Linked DNA regions of Homo sapiens: region 1 is linked to region 2. The links are chromatin contacts, found by Hi-C or POLR2A ChIA-PET in ENCODE. All regions are on one chromosome and are shown on one strand. Each heading gives the region's core, a stretch centred on a gene start or an enhancer-like site at or near the end of the contact. The rest is flanking DNA. Distances are from core to core; before and after follow the strand shown.

The links. A loop is a pair of places that touch in the nucleus more often than their neighbours do. ChIA-PET counts read pairs that join two places held with the same protein, here RNA polymerase II (POLR2A). Pooled maps may share reads with other maps.
Region 1: a loop to region 2 is called in a map of endothelial cell of umbilical vein, with 23 times the contacts of the local background. The contact joins the promoter of ZNF318 here to the promoter of OARD1 in region 2. A Hi-C loop is called at or near these places in 2 of 168 maps with a recorded cell type or tissue (endothelial cell of umbilical vein and naive thymus-derived CD4-positive, alpha-beta T cell) and 8 of 50 pooled maps. POLR2A ChIA-PET finds 5 or more read pairs at or near these places in 1 of 52 experiments (B cell).

Annotation. Positions count from the first base shown.
Region 1 is chr6:43,367,103-43,372,404 of GRCh38, reverse strand. ZNF318 (zinc finger protein 318) reads left to right here and starts at 2,758. Exons shown (of 10, transcript NM_014345.3): 1 at 2,758-3,438. The coding sequence starts at 3,040. LOC124901227 (atherin-like) reads right to left here and starts at 3,041. Exons shown (of 2, transcript XM_047419609.1): 1 at 3,018-3,041; 2 at 1,064-2,982. The coding sequence starts at 3,041. The coding sequence ends at 2,284. RefSeq lists silencers at 2,505-2,604, 2,795-2,994, 3,085-3,274, 3,285-3,354.
Region 2 is chr6:41,070,794-41,076,776 of GRCh38, reverse strand. OARD1 (O-acyl-ADP-ribose deacylase 1) reads left to right here and starts at 4,421. Exons shown (of 6, transcript NM_001329686.2): 1 at 4,421-4,541; 2 at 5,102-5,181; 3 at 5,501-5,645. The coding sequence starts at 5,143. It overlaps NFYA (nuclear transcription factor Y subunit alpha), which reads right to left and starts at 3,803. Exons shown (of 10, transcript NM_002505.5): 1 at 3,693-3,803. RefSeq lists silencers at 2,913-3,072, 3,103-3,732 and enhancers at 4,113-4,162, 4,193-4,402.

The sequences.
Region 1 (5,302 bases), core at 1,509-4,008, 2.3 Mb before region 2:
CTTCCCAGGCCGCGTGCGGTGGCTCATGCCACCTTCCCAGCACTTTGGGAGGCCGAGGCGGGCGGATCACGAGGTCAGCAGATCGCGACCATCCTGGCTTACACGGTGAAACCTCGTCTCCACTAAAAAAAATACAAAAAAATTAGCTGGGCATGGTGGCGGGTGCCTATAGTCCCAGCTACTCGGGAGGCTGAGGCAGGAGAATGGCGTGAGCCCAGGAAGCGAAGCTTGCAGTGAGCGGAGATCGAGCCACTGCACTCCAGCCTGGGCGACTGAGCGAGACTCTGTCTCAAAAAAAAAAAAAAAAAAAAAAAAAAAAACAAAACAAAATAAAAGGGATCCGTCCCATGAGAGATAACCAGAGAGGAAAGGGACTCCTGCCACGGGAGTGAGTTTTACATGGGGTAAACCTCCTCCAGAAGGCCAAAGACTTGGGGGAGGGGAGTCATAGACAGTGAACCAGAGGAGGACCACTGCCAGCAAGAGAGTTCTAAAAAAGCCCACAAAGGTGCATAAGAGAGAAAAGCCAACATTTGTGATTCCTCCTTGTCCATAGGGAACCGATTTTGGAAGGTAACAGCATCCTGCACTAACCAGGAAAGTCTGTGTTCTTTCCCTTCAATCCCTTCTCCTCCTGGGAGGAGGGGGTCAGAAATAGCAGCTAGCCAGTGGGAGAGGAGGAGCAAACTTTGAGGAGCAAAGGCAGGGATGTGGAGAAACCTACCATACCACTTTTAATATAGCAAGCTTCAAGTCTGAAGCAGGTAAAAGCAGGGGTAGGGGAGAACCTTTAGCCTGAATAAAGTTTAAAGTTTTGTTCTGTACTATATATTTTCTACTGCAATATGACTACTGTCATGACTGAAAAATACTTGAAAAGTGAAAGGATCTGCAAGAGATTTCATGCAGGATACAGAACTATGCATAGAGCAAGTGTGAAGGGGAAGCAGAAGAGTTTTCTGATTATACACCGTGTCTCCCCCTGTCTTGAAACACCCCAGCTCCTTTGATAAAAATATTCAGTATTAGAAATGGGTTGAGGAGTAAAAGTTGATACAGAATATAACAAACATGATTTAAAATTTATTGACTCCAAGTATCTATACACACTGATTTACATTTTTTTCACATTTATTAAGTCCCACCAAAAGTATGGGTAACCAAAATCCATATATACTCTAATAAAGACAGGGCATACACCTCTGGCATATTTTTATTATTTTTTTCATTAAAATGTTATTGGTTTCTTATTTTATATAAATTATATAAAATGTGAAGCTGGGTAAAAGTAGTCAACTAGTAAAAATTTTATACATTTTTACTGAGTATATGCCATTATAAGAACGTATGGAAATGGATATATATATATATGGATGTATTTTTTGAGAGAGGGTCTCACTCTGTCACCCAGGCTGGAGTGCAGTGGCATGATCACAGCTCACCGCAGCCTCAACCTCCCGAGTAGCTGGGGTACAGGAACGTGCCACCACACTCGGCAAATTTTTTTTTTTTTTTTTTAGAAATGGAGGTCCTTCTACGTTGCCCAGGCTGGTCTCGAACTCTCAGGCTCAAGCAATCCTCCTGCCCCGGCCTCCCAAAATGGTGGGATTATAGGCGTGACCCTTTGCGCCTGGCCCACTTTTGTATTTAGGATGCAGGGCCCTGAGATTGGCATCTAGGAAAATTCTGGACTTAGGCCAGGGGAGGGGGCATGCCTGGATCTCTTACAAAAACTTGCCACGCCTCCAGTTGGTCATGATGTGGGCCCCTGGTAATGAAGGACCTCCACCATGACCACAAGTACTTTAGTCAGAAAACAGCTCGAAAACGTGTGAAGAGAGTCCACCAAACAGGCTTCGTGTGAGCAACAAGGCTGTTTATCTTACCTGGGTGCAGGCGGGTTGAGTCCGAAAAAGGAGTCAGCAGAGGGTGGTGGAATTATCATTAGTTCTTATAGGTTTGGGATAGGTGTACAAAGTACATTCTTAAGGGCGGGGGAGAATATTACAAAGCACCTACTTAAGGGCAAGGGGGAGAATATATCCTGTCAGTTAGGGTGGGGCAGGAACAAATCACAATGGTGGAATGTCATCAGTTAAGGCTATTTTCACTTCTTTTGTGGCTCTTCAGTTGCCTCAGGCCATCTGGATGTATACGTGCAGGTCATAGGGGATATGATGGCTTAGCTTGGGCTCAGAGGCCTGACAACGTCTATTTTGGGTTTGATTCTGGCCCACCACCTCCACCTCGTACTTTCCTATCCTCAATTTCAACCTCTAGAAATTAGGCAAACTGGAAAGTAAACTGATGCGGGTCGTGTTGCTTCAGCTGGGGACAGGATTTCGGTGGGCGCTCCTGCCGGGGTCCGTAACCTCCCACACAGCTAACGTTTACAGGCCCGTTTATATTATCACGAATGGTTTTCAACCATTTCGTGTCCATCCCTAAATTAAGAGGCTTGAGGGGCGGCACGAAAGAGCGAAGACACCTCCGCACGGTCTCCAAACCCCTAAGTCCAGAGGCCTGGAGCATCCCCGGAAAACCAGATCCCTCTCCAGAGAAGCCCTTCCTTCCGCTCCGCCCACCCCGCGCGGAGGCCACAGGGGTCACGTGGCGGCCGCGGGAGGGGGAAGTGGGCGGCTCTGCGGCCGCCATCTTGAGGATTCGGAGGCGGGGCGTGCAGAGCTCAGGGCGCGCGCTTCGCTTCCCCTCCCCTCGCCCAGCCTCGCGCCGGCGTCTGTGCTCCTCCCCACTTTTCTTGGTTCCTGCGGCCGCTCCCTGAGTGGAGGAGCGGGGAACCCCGGAGGCGGGGGGGGGTGTGTCGGACGCGTGCTCGCGCCCTCCAACCGCCAGCCGCGGGGGCGCGCTCGGCCGGGCCCCCGGGGCGACGCGGGGCCGAGGGGAGGGGGCTGCTCCCGCGGCTGAGGCGGCGCGCAGCGGCCGAGGTGGCGGCGGCTGCAGCTGCGGCGGCGCGCTCCGAGCCTGCGTCTAGGGCGCCCCCGGGTCAGAGCTGTCGCCGTGGCCGCCGCTGCAAGAACCATGTACCGCAGCAGCGCTCGCTCCTCCGTCTCTTCCCACCGGCCTAAAGACGACGGCGGGGGCGGCCCGCGCAGCGGCCGCAGCTCTGGCTCCTCCTCAGGCCCGGCTCGCCGCAGCTCACCGCCGCCTCCGCCCTCCGGCTCCTCGTCGCGGACCCCGGCTCGCCGACCCCGCTCGCCCTCAGGGCACCGCGGCCGCCGGGCCTCGCCGTCCCCGCCACGGGGTCGTCGCGTCTCCCCGTCCCCGCCTCGGGCCCGTCGCGGCTCCCCGTCGCCACCGCGGGGCCGACGACTCTTCCCGCCGGGCCCGGCCGGCTTCAGAGGCAGCAGCCGGGGGGAGTCCCGCGCCGACTATGCCCGGGACGGCCGCGGAGACCATCCAGGCGACAGCGGCAGCCGGGTAATCCCACCCCTCGTCCAGGACTCCCTCCATCCCCCAGTCCCCTCCCCCGGAATTCCCGTTTCCAGAAACGCCCGGGGCCTCCAGACCAGGGTCCTAAGCGCGAAGCCTCCGGCCAACTCCCTCGGGGATGCCGAGCCTGGAGGCTTCTGTCAGACCCGGGAGCGTTGACACAATAACGGACTCGGGAGCGCACGGGCGTCTCGTCGGGAGTGCGCGCTCCGTTCCTTAGGAATAGGCTGTTTCTCTCATGCCGGGTGAGGTGTGGAAAGTTTGCCAAGGCGAGGGGCATTTCGTCCAAACCGTGTGTCTTGGTACTTTTTGTAGAGTTGATGTGTCCTCGGGGTTCCGTACTTTTCATCCCCTTACACCTGAGCTGCCTTCCTGGATCTTAGGGGAAAAAGCCGAAATGTCCGTTTTTGTGGCGAGTTAGGGACGCTTGAACCCTACCAGGCTTTACGTCTAGAGTGTAAACTGTTAGCTTAAATGAATTGGAGCTGCTGCTTCGGAATGAAGTGTGCAGGACCACAGTCACTGCCATAGCCACTACCTCTTATCGAGTTCTATGTCAGGAATTATGCCTAGCCTTTCACTTTGCACATTATTTTAACCCTCACAAGTCTTTGAAGTGAGGCAGTTAATACTATTCCTTGTTGTACAGCCGAGGAACCAACCCAGAGAGGTTCAAGTAACTCGACTGAGGTGACACGGCTAAGTGGTGGAGCTGTGCTTCAACTCAGATCCGCCTGGTTCCCCAAATCCATGATTTGAACCTCTATGTTTCACTGCTAGAGGAACGGAGCATGAGTTTAAGTTTAGTTTTAGAAATAATGTTGACCTTTAACCATAACCACCACCCCAAGAGATCCTCTAGGTAGAGTCTGGTTTTTGGGAATTTGTTTTATTTTTAGTTCATCAATCTTTTTATTATTATTATTATTTGAGAAAGAGTCTCACTCTGTTCCCCAGGCTGGAGTGCAATGGCATGATCTCAGCTCACTGTAACCTCCGCCTCCGGGGTTCAATCAATCCTCCCGCCTCAGCCTCCCAAGTAGCTGGGATTATAGGCGCCTGCCATCATGCCCGGCCTCTTTTTTTAAACTTAGTAACAAAGTTCTGCTTTTTTGAGTGGCTCTCTAACATGTATGTAAGTACTGTGAGTACTTTGGTCATGGTTAAATTGATTTGTCACTATGTTAAGATTTCCAGTTGAGCAGTGCCAGTGTGGGTGGCAGTCACTACAGAGGAAGGAAGAACAGAATGCTTGTTTACACAACCTCCTTTTCTTCTCCAGTGCGCAATGTATTTGCTCCAGTCTTTTCTGTCTGAGTAAATAGCATCATCCGTTGCTTACATCAGAAACAGCCATTATCTCCCTTCTTCCCACATCTAATTTGTCAGATTACCTCATCTGTCTAACCCGTTAGCTTTACCTCTAGAATACATCCCCAAAACTGCCATCCTCCTGCCATCACTCTGGTCTAAGCCCTATTACCTCTTGCATGGATTGTTGCATTTGGCTCCTTTACACTCCGCCCTTGCTACCCTCCAGTTTGTTCTGGAGGTTACACAGAAATCAAATTGATTTTTAAGCCCTCATTTTATACATTTGACATGTATTTATTGAGCATCTACTTTGCATTAGGACTGTTCTGGACTACCCTGGGGATACAACAAAGTACAAACCAGAAAAAAACTCCTATCCTTATAGAGTTAATATTCTAGCAGGGAGAGTTGGATAATAAGTTGAAGTTAGAAATGCGATGGTATGTTAAATGTAATTAAGTACTAAGAAGGACTAAGAAGTACTAAAATAGGGCCGGGCGCGGTGGCTCACGCCTGTAATCCCAGCACTTTGGGAGGC
Region 2 (5,983 bases), core at 3,172-5,671:
AGTGCCTCTTTGCCCAAGATTATGACAAACTAAGCCAGATTTAGTCTGTCTAGCTCTTGCTCTTAACACAAAGTTTTGAATGGTTTTTCCTCAAAGAGAGAGAAACAAATAATAAGTGTTTATTCTGGCTAGCATGAAAATTCTCTTCCTAGTGCATTCTCTTCTCAGTGCAATTCTCTTTGCCCCACTATTCCAAGGTGCAAAAGCTGAGACTTAGCCAACCACTTACTAGGAACCCATTCTATGTGGACCTACACAAACTCCAAAGCTAAAACCTCTTCAGAAACTCAACTAGTGTAAGCATATGAAAAGCCATAGGATTATCACAGTTGATAATCACTACCAGGCAAAGCCTAGAACAGTAGCTTTTTAACTTTTTTGACCACAACCCTTAGTAAGAAACACATTTCATTATCACAACTCAGTGCACACATGTATAAAGCATGTAACTGAAATGAAAGTTTCATGAAACAGCATTTACCTTTATACAACACAAGATGCACTTTGGTATTTTCTATTCTTTTTTTTCTTTTAAGAGAGGGGGTCTCCCTATGCTACCCAGGCTGGTCTCAAACTCCTGAGCTCAAAGGATTCTCCCACTTCGGCTTCCCAAAGTGCTGGGATTACAGTCGTGAGCCATCATCATGCCTGGCAGATATTTTCTATTCTATTATTTAAAAATTCCCAGCATTGGCTCACTCAATTTCTTTCACAACTCAACAAGTGGGTCCTGATAGACGCTTGATGAAAGACTAGACTACAACAAAGGGCTGTCCAGCTTCCCCATCATCCTACAGATTTCTGGATTGGAGCTTTCTAATGCACTTCTCTCCACTAATTATGTACCATGTGCCAGACACTGTTCTGAAGGTTTTAAAAATAAAAAGAAATCTCTGACGAAGATTCAAACTTCAAAGAGTCTTTAAGTTTAGTAATGGACTAAAAACCTATACTGGAATCCTAAGAGATAAAGTGATATGGGAATTTGGAGGACAGAGATTTGTTCCAGCTGGGGATAAATCAACAAGGCTTAAAAAAAAAAAGGTACTACTTGAACTTTTTTTTTCTTTGCTATCAGAGGCCTGCAGGATGAACTGGTCTTAAGTGTGAGAAAGATTTAGCTATGTGATGATGTGGAGGAAGGTGAAGTACTACAAATCAAGAGAGCATAAAAACAAGAACAGAAATATTTCAGCATGTGAACAGTGGACTAAACAGGAAAAAAAGCTTGGGGCCACACTACTTTCTCTCAAAATGTCAGACAAAGAAATTCTTCTGCAGACTGGTGGAAGCTTGTAAGGTATTTAGCAAAAAAGTTACCAGATTATAATGCCTTTTAGAAAGATGCCAAGCAAAAGTATTTAGTGATTTTGAAGTGACCAGAACATACCTATTTTTAAATACTAAGGTTAAAACATCTATTTCAGGTCAGGACGCAGTGGCTCATGCCTGTAATCCCAACGTTTTGGGAGAACAAGAAGGGAGGATGGCTTGAGCCCAGGAGTTCCAGGTTAGTGAGCTACGATTGCGCCACTGTACTCCAGCCTGGATGACAGAGGAAAGCCCTGTATCCAAAAACAAACAAAAAAACGTTCCAAAGGCAAATATACATGTTTTTTAGACTACTTAAGCTCTATCATCTCATCTGCTAATGCGGATAACGTGACAATCAAATGAATTAAGAAAATCACTTAAGCAACAATGAAAAACTCACCCTAAAAAGTGAAAATAAAACCTGTCCCCGAAGTTTTAGTAATGAAAGAGCACTGGAATACGAGTTTTCTGAAACCTATTAGTTGTATAACATTAAATGTGAATTTAGAAATGGGCACCAGATACTTAAGACCTTTATGTGCCAGGGAATGCACTAGATGATTCACATGAGTAAAAATAATTTTCAGAGTCCTAGGACAAGTCTCCTCTTCATCCCCAAAGAACTCAGCCACTATCACGGGGCAGAACCCATAAACAAGTCAGAAACTCGTTTTTTCAATCTTAGGAAAAAATATAGCTCTAGATCCCTTCTACTTGAACCTCCATACAAAATAATAACTGTTTCCAAAATATTCCTTAGCAAGATATACAAGTATTTTACCAACTGGGCTTTCCCCCCTAAACTATCACAACTACTGCCCACTTCCCTATCCCATCTTCCTGCCTCCAACAGTGTAATTTGATTCCTCTGCACATGCTTTTCTTCTCTTCGAGCAAGCTCTTCCATCTTTCCTGTGGAAGAATTACCATCATTCTTCAAGGCCAGTCAAAAGTGCGGTGGTGATAAGCCTTTCACGGAGGCTAGCTCACGCATGGATACTTCACAGCAACTGAACTTGGCCCCTTTATAGCACTAACCGTTAGGTATTAACTACCTGTTCACCTGTCAATTTCCATCAGGTAGGCACAGTTCTTATTGACCTCTACGTACTCCCTCCCTAACACACGGATTATACCTGGCATATACTAACTGCTGGATAATTGGTTGCCAACAGCAACCTCTCACCCTAAGGAAAACCCCACAACACTGTTAGTTTCTAAACATCTGCTGAGAAAACGTTAACACAGGACTTGAAAGTGTATCAGAAAAACATAAACCAAGAGATGAGTGGACTGGGTCAAGCCTGACACAAAGTAACATAGAAAGGCGAAGGCAAAAACAAAGGGAAAAAAAACCCCCAAAACTGTACTATATTCCCAAGGGAGGGAGATTTCACAAAATGAGCAGTGGATAAGATTAGTAATATGAACAGCAAGTTGTGCAGCCTCCGGAAAGAATGCGCAAGGGTATCAATCTTCTAAGAGTGAGGTTCCAGGCACCGAATGGACTGGTCTTACAGCCCGGACAAGAAACGGAGACCGCTTGGTTGGGCTCCAAGACGGAGGTGTGCGGTCCTGCCACTGCGAACGGGGCGGGGAAGAGAGGAAATGACGAGCCAAAAGGGGTGGTAACGGCGCCGGGCCGGAGACCCGGGCGGAGCGGGCTGGGAGGAGGGGCGCGGCGGAGCAGGGGGAGTGGGCGAACTAACGGCCCCCTCTCCCCACCAGGGAGACAGCGGGGGCGGGCCCATAGGGCTCCGAGGCGTGGGCGGGCCAGCCCCGTTGCCAGCCGCACACGGGACCCCGCGGCCGCGGCGCGCACCCTCCCCAGGCCTCCCTCCCGACCTAGAGGGGCTGCAGATAAGACAGACCCGGCTCGCTGGGAGCGGGGAGCGGGGGGCGCGGGCCCCGGGGAGGCTTCCTGTCCCAAGGGCCGGAGAGTGGAGAGTGCAAGGGCAGGTTTAAGTTTGCGGCCAGAACGACCAGGAGGAAATCGCCGAGGCCCAGGGCGCGCATGTGTCCCCTAGTGTAGGGCCATTCGTGGCCCCAGGCCTGGGGCCTGAGAACCTGGGCCTGAGTCGGGGAACAGGGACGCATTCCCAACTGGCCCTGGCACCCTGCGAGGGTCGGAGCCCCGAGGTGCCTGCTCCCCGAGGCGCCATCCCCGCGCGGGGCGGCCCCTGCAGGCCTCGGCCGGGAGTGCCCCGAGGCGCTCGCAGGCCCCGGGCCGGGGCCGCTGGCCGCCCGGCTCGGCTAGGCTCAGCTCGACTCCCCGGGCTCGACGGGCGCCTGGGCCTCTCCTGAGTGGTCAGCGAGACCCGCCAATCGGGGCGCTGGGGCCGGCTCTGGGCCGCTGGATATTGGCTCCTCACACTCACCGTGCCTCGCTCCCCCGGTTCGCTGCCCGCGCTGATTGGCTCCAGTACCGGACTCCGAAACCCAATCAGAGGCTCCAGCCGCCGCTGCCGCCGCCACTGCCGCTGCCTAGCAAAATGGCGAACCCGAACAAAGGGGAATCGGGCCTCCCTCCAACCGCCTCCGCGCAGGCGCCTCTGAGGCCACGCCCACTAACTCCAGTTCAGGGATCGCCCCACCCCTTCGGAGGAGCAACGCGCAGGCGTTCCCTGAAGCCACGCCCACCTTCCCGCTTTGACACCACCCCCAGTGAAAGGAATACGCAGGCGCTTTCCAGACGCGCCAGACCCTTCAACTCAAAACGCTGCCTTGAGCTTAGTACTACGCAGGCGCTAACTAGCCCCTTTGCCAGCTGCCCACCCCTTTCCAAGTGGCCACTAGGACACACCCCTGCGGCTAATGCGCAAGCGCCACTTTTCCCGACTCGTGGGGCAGTTTCGTTACGCATGCGCGGGCGGCGGCGGGAAACCACGGAATTTACTGCCGGAAGTTCGGCGGCCTTCGCCAAAGAGTGTGGGCTCGGCTAGCAAGCTAGAGGGGCTCGTTTCCGCCCCGCTACCGGGCGGGGGCGGCCATCTTAGATGCGTGCAATTAAGGGCTTTGGCGGGATTGGCTCCGCGTTTGGGCTGGTCCGCTGCTCCCCACCTACCAGGGTCGGATCCGGAGCCCTTCCCCGCGGGGCGGGGACCTCCAAACAACCGACTCCTTTCCAGGTGAAGGGTGACTTGGGTACGTTGGGGCTTTGAGCGAGCCTCCCCGCACCCTCCCATAGGACCCCAGGACAGACTGCGTCCTCGCTGACCCGCCCTAGGGTAGGAGACAGAGAATGGGAGGCTTCAATAGACTCTTTCCTTCTCCCACGCACCCCCCAAAAAAGTGGGGGGTGAACGTTCCTTGAGAGGCCGCCTTCCTTTCCCCACGCCTGGGGCTCAGCACGCCAGTACCCTGTACACTCTGTGGTTGCGGCTTAACGGGACTGTGGCCAAGTCCCTTCTGTTTTCTTCTAAGCCAGACCCACTGGGGAAATACTTTTGCGTCGTGCAGAGAAAAGGAGACCGTCCTAAATCGGCCTTGCTCCGGAGTGGCCCTGGAGAAAGGAGGAGGCGTGTCTTAGGGATGGGCTTTGCTTCCGCTGACGGAGCGGGGCGCTCCAGGAAAGCACGAAATGAGAGCGGGTCGAGACAGCCTCCGAACCTAAGCGTTCTTCCTCTTTGCCCCAGAAGGGTTTTGTATTACGTCCCAGGGGCCGAACAAACTCACATTCATCGATAAACGTTGGGGAAAAAAGCCTATTAAGTGGTTGTACAGGGCAATCAGAATATTATATACTAAGGCTGCCTAAGCATTTTTACTTCCTTTTCCCTTCTCATAGCTGAAGAAACACTTAAATTCTGGAAATAGCGACTCAGTATCATGGCCAGCAGCCTTAATGAAGATCCAGAAGGAAGCAGAGTGCGTAACAACTATTGACTTATTGGTGAACTGAAATTCGTAATAATGGAGGTCAAAAGCATAAACACTTTTTAATTAAATTAATGATTGCATTATCTTTTTTTCTCTCTAGCTGATTTACTTTAAAAAGGCTCAAAATTCTAGGCAGGGATCATCCATTACTTTCCTTTTACACATGCTGTAATTGGTTTGGCTTTAAATCAGATTGGAGGAAGGGGTGCCGGGAGAGGTAGTCGTGGGGGACACAAAATACAGAAAAATAGCTTAGTATTTTACTGTATCTAATAAAACATTGTCTTTTCCTTTGCACATTTTTTAGATCACTTATGTGAAAGGAGACCTTTTTGCATGCCCGAAAACAGACTCTTTAGCCCACTGTATCAGTGAGGATTGTCGCATGGGCGCTGGGATAGCTGTCCTCTTTAAGAAGAAATTTGGAGGGGTGCAAGAACTTTTAAATCAACGTGAGTTTTGGAAACCACTTACCTGGTTTGCCCTGGCTAGAGCACCTTTTAATCTGTTACACTTTAATAAAATATGCGTGTAAAGAGGGGATTCCTAAGAACCAAATGTTTTTAAGATTTTCCTCCCCAAGAATGGCCTCTAGTTTAGACGTTTACCATATCAAAACCCAACTCCTGTGAAGGTTTTTAATCTCTTCCTCTTGTATCATGAAACTTTCTTGACGATATTACTGTACTTCTCTGAAACTTGAAATAACTCTGAGATGCTTAGTCTATAGGTTGGCATTCAAGATCCTTTACTTACCAATATTCTGCTTTCTCTTCAAAGAGGAATTTAG